2 separate regions of the Homo sapiens genome follow, and region 2 is linked to region 1. The links are chromatin contacts, found by Hi-C or POLR2A ChIA-PET in ENCODE. All regions are on one chromosome and are shown on one strand. The core of a region is the stretch at or near the end of the contact, and the rest is flanking DNA. Distances in the headings are between cores, read along the strand shown.

Region 1 (3,410 bases), core at 229-2,728:
CACAGAGATATCTTTCAACACCTTTAAAACCAGTAAATCTGTTCTAATCTCTTATTGGATTACATGCCCGAGGAGGCTTACTATATCAGGAAATCAACAACAAAGGCAAGAATAGCACTTATTTGGAGGAAAATAAAAAAAGATGGGAGGCAAAATGATTAATACGTTACTAAACATTTCTTTTGTTTTTTTATCTGTTCAATTTTAAATATCTGAGAGACAATCTATTAAAATCAGAAACATGCATGTTGCTTTTAAACTTCCAAATGACCAAATGACAGTTTCTCATGTCTATTACAGCAAACATATTTTTATTTGAGAGGTGATCCGTTTATGATTTGTAAGCCTTAACAAGAAATGTCTTTTAAAAATGCAACATTAACTTTAGTCATCTAACAGCTAGTTCTGAGTTAAACGGTTCCATCAACATTCAATTTTAGGTATTAGTTACATGGACATTTGTTTTTCCTCAAAGAGAAGTGGTTCCTGTAGCTTTTTATCAAAAGTTTATTATTTGACATACATCTCTTTATATGACATTTACTATTTTACATTAGTCAGTTTCTAGGCTTGCAGCAGAGATCGATGTATTTCCCTGGGAAGACTTAGCTGCTAACATGGTTTATAGGCATTCAGCACCAACTCAAGCGCCCGTTTTTCAAACATGCACAATTACCCATTTTCTACAAACAGACATCAGTGCATACAGAGCCAGGTGCACACACATTCAATAAATAGTAAATGGTAGAAATCTCCAGAAGTAGAACAGATCACAGTTAACAGGCTGGGGCCATACAGCTAAGTAAACACCGACGCACGATTCGCTCACACGGAATAAGAACTCCACGAAGGACACTTGGGGACCACACTGGTCGTACCCGAGGGGGCGGGAGGCGGAAAAAGTATTTCCAAACGCAACTCTGCCAGGTCTTACCCTTCGCATCCCCTGGTCCTCGGGACAGAAGCTCCCTTGGCACCTCTCGCCCAGCTCAGGGGCTGGTTGTCCGCTAGAACGAAATATCCCCCACTGACTACGGAGAGCTCTGCAGGGAGCCGAGGCCCCCGCCCGGGCCAAGGGAAGGCGCTGGCGCCGCGGGAGACAAGAAGAGGCGGAGGCGGAAAAGAAGTGGAGAAGGAAGGGGTGGCAGAGGGAGTAGCGTGCGGGAGGCGGCGCCGGCGCCGGGCTGCTGGCGAGGCGGGGTGGGGTGGAGTGGGGTGTGCCTCCGGCGGGCGGTCAGCAAGTCAGTCCGTCCGAGCGCCGGCGTCCCGGTCTCCAGCGCCCGCCCGCGACAGCGACCGGGACTGGCGCCCCGCTGCTCCGACCGCCGGCGAGCCTCGCCCCTTCCCAGGCTCTTCACTGGGTCCTCCCGCGAGCCCCGCCTGGCCCGGCGTGGGGCCGCCCGTCTCCGCCAGCCCGGGCGCCCGTCGCCTCGTCCCGCTCGCGCAGTCCCTGCCGCTCCCTCCGCTCGCGCTGTCTCTGGCTCCCTCTCGCTCCAGTCCCATTTATGAAGCGCGGTCCCATCACGTGTTAATGAGCCTTTGTCCTGCCCTGGCAGCGGCGGCGGCACAGACCCCGCCGAGGGAACTGCGCGGGGAGGGACCTGAGCGCAGCGCCCGTAGCCCCAAACTTTGCTTGGGGCGGGGGACCCGCCGCGGCGCCAGCCCTGGGGCCAGAGGGGACAAGCCTCTTCGGCCCGCGTCACCTACTTCTCCTCTTCCTCCTCCTCCTCCGCCGCCGCGCTCCCGGAGGCCCCCGCTGCCATGACCTCGCTGTGCTCCCGGATACCCTCACACCCTGACCAGGCCAAGAAGGGGCTGGTGCATGCGCCGCCCACGACCTCGGGGCCATTAATCACACGCTCCCGGGCAGCGCGCATCGCCAACACCTTCCGCGGGGGTCACGTCTGGGGCAGCGGGCTGAGCCGGAAGGGGAAGGGGAGCGGGAGCCCAGAGGCCGAGGCGCGCCGGGCCCGGGGGTGCGGTCTCGCGCCCCCTCCCTCCGCGCAAGGCCGCTCCCGTGGCAGGCGGCAGCGAGCTGGGCCCGGGGCCGGGCTGAGCTTTGGGACCGCGCTGCGCAGCCCCCGAGCCGTTCGCTACCTGGCTGCGGTCGCGCGGCCACCTGTCCTCCGCCCTCGGGGCGCCGCCCAGCTTCGCGCCAGGCGCCTTCTCCAGCGCCCGCCGCCCTTTCCCGGCGAGACCACTCGGGCGCGCCCCGCCCGCCGGTCCCCGATGCAAACAGTTGGGCTCCGTAGGCGGCTGGCTCCGCGCCTCCCGGCCCGGCGCGCCCCCTCCCCGGCCACCCGGGGCCCCGCTCCTCGCACCTTTTCGCTGGAGGAGGACGCCCCACTCCAGGGCCGGACTGGGGGCTCTGGGACTCGGGGGCGGCAGCGGCGGGCGCCTGGGGAGCCGCGGTGTGCTCAGCAGCCGCGGCAGGAATTAGGGGACATGCTCGTTAATTGTTTCCACTATCAGCCGCCGTCTGCCTCCTGTGTGCACGGATCAAACCTTAATTGGTCTTTACATTTATCATGGTGAATTGCGAACCTCCAAACAAGCCTGGGCCGCCGCTTCTGCCGAGGAGGCGCTCCCCTCCCCTCCGCCCCCGGGGCCCTGCAGGGTGTGCGGCGGCGGTCGTGGTTATTTAGACATCTTTATCTCTCGTGAGTTGGATCGGGAGAGGATCGCACGGTTTCCACCTGACGGAGCCACGTCACGTCGGCCACAAGGGCCCCGTGCTGGGCGCTGGGTTCGGTTCCCGGCCGTCCTCTTGTGGCCGCCTTGGCGTTCATTTTATGACACCTTGCCGGTGTTCCCAGACATCATCCCGCACCGCTCCGTTTTACCGACCTCCAGGTCTTCCCGCCCCTGATCAGACCCCAACAGCAACCGTACTATATCTGGACCCTATATTTGAACTACGTGGTGAGAATCTGTGAAAGCGAGCCTCTCAGGGAAAGAAGGAAGATTGTTGAGTTCAAGGTCCTGGAGGAGGGAAGGCTGTAAAACCGTTTTGGAAACGTCAGGCCAAATCGTACAAAGGCTTCCCGCAGAGCACTAGTGCAGTTTTTGAAAATCCCCCTAGACTGCTTTAGACTAGAAGTATTTCCGTCAAGCAAATGACCATTTGACTCCATTGAGAGAGAGAGTCCACCGCTGAAATGATTAAGTCCTACTAGGTGGGTGGTTAGAAAAGGTTATCAATAAAGTTCTGATGGACCCATCGATAGATGGAAGAATGACTGGGAGATAGATAGTAGATGTGGGATTAGTGCTGAGCCTTAACCCTGCTGCTTGGGGAAGGCTCTACTCACAGGCATTTTTAGCCCACCTCCATGGCAGAGACAGCTCCAGCGCAAGATTCAAAGGGAGGAGGCTTCAACATCTGTTGCTTTTTTCTTTTAGGGGTCGTG
Region 2 (3,701 bases), core at 1,102-3,601, 370 kb before region 1:
GGCTCATGCATGTGCAAATGAAGAGAGGATGCTAGTATTTTCAGAGTGAGAGAGAAGAGAGAGAAGACAGAAGCAGAGATGAAAGAACATGTGGAGAGAGAGAGAACAAAAATAAGCTTTGGTTCCTAATATCTGTACCTGGTTCTTGTCTCTCTTGAGGCCTGGCTGTGTTGCCCAATTTAGAGTTCTAGGAAATTTCCATGTATTTTTCCAATAAACTCTCTTTTTATTTAAACTTATTTAAAAGGGATATATATATATATATAATTTAATTTAATTTTTTTTTTTTTGAGACAGAGTCTTGTTCTGTCACCCATGCTGGAGTGCACTGCTCAGTCTCAGCTCACTGCAACCTCCACCTCCTGGGTTCAAGCGATTCTGCTGCCTCAGCCTCCTGAGTAGCTGGGATTACAGGCACACGCCACCGCACCCGGCTAATTTTTGTATTTTTAGTAGAGACGGGGTTTCACCATGTTGGCCAGGCTGGTCTCAAACTTCTGACCTCAAGTGATCCACCCACATCAGCCTCTCAAAGTGCTGGGATTACAGGTGTGAGCCACTGCAGCTGGTCTCTTTTCTTCCCTGTTTGGCTTGCTGTTCCTGAAGGGTAGAGACTTTTGATTACTTTAGACCCCACAATGTGTAGTCCCTACTCAGTTTGCAGTAGCTGAAGAATGAGTGAGTAGCTCTGCCTGAGGGAGCTGAGGAAGGCATCCTGAAGGATGATCAGGCATTTGTCAGGCAGATGACGGGGAAGACATTCTAAGGAAAAAGCTTGGGTGAGTTCAGGAGTCTGCTTCGCCCTTATGGGTGTGGTCATGCTTAAGGACAGAGGAAGCACGCAGTGGCATTCACTTTTGCCCTGGAGGTTATCTGAGCAGAGAGAATATCTCACAAACTAATGCCAAGGCCACTTCTCTATTGTCTATGGGTTAATGCCAGCCCTGTTAGGGACTATCCAGTGAATTAAAAAAGCCCTGCCAACCCCAGGCGAGGGTTGGGAAGCAGTGTTAGTAGCACCTGGGGGTCTGGGGATGACTCATCGCACAGGTATCATTAACCCCCATTCATTCACTCGTTAATGAAGAAATAAGAGCAGGAATTTGGCAGAGGGACAGTTCTAGACTCAAGTCCATCTCTCACTCTAACTGGCTCAGTGATCTTAAGCAGGCATCTAACTTTTTTGAGCCTCCGTTTCTTTACCATTTCTATAAAATGGTAATAATAACACCTTGGAGGCTGGTTTTACGAGTTAAATATGATCATATACATTAAGCATATGTATAGTAACTGGTACAGCTTAGAGATTAAGGCATGCTAATTCCCTTTCTTCTTCTCTACAAACATTTGGAGGAGCTACTGACTACAAGGCATTATGCCAGGCAGGGAGGAAACAAAGGTAAATCCATTGTACACGGATTATGTCCTCTGGGAGCCTGCAGCCCAGTAATGGAGGAGATAAAGTCAATGGTAAGTGCACAGATAGTTACAACACAAGACAGAGAGCGTGAGGTACCATGAGAGGTGGAACCAAGATTGCAACGGGAAGGCCATGTCTATGCCCTATGTGTCTGCTTGTGAACTGACCTTCTTCATGGTTGGCAGTGCCCCTTACTGGATTAAAGGATGTTCTATGTTGTTTGTTACAACATGTTGGTGTCTTTAATTTGGAAGTTAAAAGAAAAAATAACAGAAAGGAGTTTTTGCTTCTATGAGGAAGGGGTACTTTATCAAAATTACCCAACACCATCCCTGAACTACGGGTGAGGACAAACCTGGCTCCCCCAATCTTTGCTGGAGAGCCGAAGCCTCTTCGGGTCCCATTGGGTCCAAGTGCAGCAGAACCTGGCTCTTTGGATCAGCGACATTAATCTGCTTTGTTTTATCTGCGGTGTCACAAAGTTTAGTTGAATGATCTGATAGAAAGTACAAACCGGCCGGGTGCAGTGGCTCACACCTCTAATCCTAGCACTTTGGGAGGCCGAGGTGGGCGGATTGCCTGAGCTCAGGGTTTTGAGACCAGCCTGAGCAACATGGTGAAACCCCCTCTCTACTAAAAGACAAGAGAAACTAGCCGGGCATGGCGGCGTGTGCCTGTAGTCCCAGCTACTCAGGAGGCTGAGGCAGGAGAATTACTTGAAACCGGGAGGCGGAGGTTGCAGTGAGCCGAGATCGCACCACTGCACCACTCCAGCCTGGGCAACAGAGCGAGACTCCGTCTCTAAAAAAAAAAGAAAGTACAAACCACAGCCTGACTCTGAGAATAACTGGGAGGAATCCCCTGCTGTCACACACTGGGAATCAGAGCGGCACATCCTGCCCTTGCAGGGCCCTGAGGCTCTAAAAGCAACATGTTCCAATTGGAAGCATATATTCTGCAAGGGTTTGTCTCCAGGCAGCGCTACAGCCTCCTCTTCTGGCACCATAGAGACTGTTGCTTCTGTCAGGATTTCTGGCACCAGCAAAAGTGAAAGGGAACAGGACCAACTACGCTTCCCTGAGCAAGGTGGATCTTCTGGGCAGCACCTTGGTGAGAATACACACCACTGAGCAGCCTAGACTGGTGCTGATTAGGTGAAGGGTGGGCGGCCAGAAGGACAGATTTTCATGTGTGTGTGTGTGTGTGTGTGTGTGTGTGTGAGTGAGAAACATAACTCAATGCTTCATCTCCCCTGCCTACATTACATTCACACTTTGTGAATCTGACAGCCTGTGGGTTTGGGCTGTATTTGCAGCTTTATTAGGCATTGCAGCAACTGAACAGGCTTTTCTTCTTCTTCCTTTTTTTTTTTTTTCTTTGAAACTACAGTTTCCCCTAGCTTGTGTTAAAATTCTCAGACTTTTCTTTTTTTAACCCCCTCCCCTTTTTAAAAGTTGTGAAATATGGTAGAGTGACTGAAAAGATTAGAGAATAAATGTACAGCAGAATGAAGGGAACACCCTGATGACTATCATTCTGATCAAGAATAGAGCATCTCTAGCTCCCAGAACACATCCCTCCTCCATACACCCCTTCCCTGTCACACCCCCACTCTGCCCCGATTTTACTTTTTCTTCCATTTAAAGATGTGTATGTATGTATGTATTTATTTATATTTATTATTATTTTTTTAAAGTGGAGATTCGCTTTTTGCCCAGGCTGGAGTGCAATGGCATGATCTCGACTCACTGCAACCTCCACCTCCTGGGTCCAAATGATTCTTCTCCCTCAGCCTCCTGAGTAGCTGGGTTTACAGGCACGCACCACCATGTCCGGCTAATTTTGTATTTTTGGTAGAGATGGGGTTTCACCATGTTGGCCAGGCTGGTCTCGAAGTCCTGACCTCAGGTGATCCACCCCCCTCAGCCTCCCAAAGTGCTGGGATTACAGTCATGAGCCACTGTGCCCGGCCTTGAATTTTTTATACAGTTAAAATGCATGTCCATTTTTGGGAAAAAATACATAAAATACAGACTATTGATGAAAAATATATCACCCATGATTTTTCCTTGCCCAGGGTCATGTTAACATTTTGTGAAATATCCTACAACACATTTAAATATGTATTTATGCTTTCTATAATTAAAAATGGACCACATGAGAAATGTTTTCAATAATATTTGGTGAAAATATTTGCATCTCCATATAGCTCTGCTGCAAGGTATTTGGTAAGATCCAAATATCTGGGTGTGCTACTAGAAACCATTTTTATAAATAATGT

Evidence for each region. A loop is a pair of places that touch in the nucleus more often than their neighbours do. ChIA-PET counts read pairs that join two places held with the same protein, here RNA polymerase II (POLR2A). Pooled maps may share reads with other maps.
Region 2: a map with no recorded cell type shows a loop between it and region 1 (4-fold over the local background). The contact joins the enhancer-like site here to the promoter of CNR1 in region 1. A Hi-C loop is called at or near these places in 2 of 37 single-sample maps with no recorded cell type and 4 of 50 pooled maps. POLR2A ChIA-PET finds 5 or more read pairs at or near these places in 2 of 52 experiments (B cell and OCI-LY7).

What each region holds. Positions count from the first base shown.
Region 1 is chr6:88,164,869-88,168,278 of GRCh38, forward strand. CNR1 (cannabinoid receptor 1) reads right to left here and starts at 1,479. Exons shown (of 2, transcript NM_016083.6): 1 at 935-1,479. RefSeq lists silencers at 1,156-1,835, 1,896-2,335, 2,406-2,605.
Region 2 is chr6:87,794,301-87,798,001 of GRCh38, forward strand. All of the region lies in intron 2 of LOC101928911 (a long non-coding RNA gene), which reads left to right. Among named protein-coding and RNA genes, the nearest start is that of AKIRIN2, 94 kb to the left of the region's middle. RefSeq lists enhancers at 1,571-2,072, 2,073-2,572, 2,527-2,626. Within about 2 kb of position 2,352, at least 5 of the 41 ENCODE cell types and tissues checked have a DNase peak (open chromatin) inside an H3K27ac peak, as active enhancers do; they include OCI-LY7, where a contact is called at or near this core.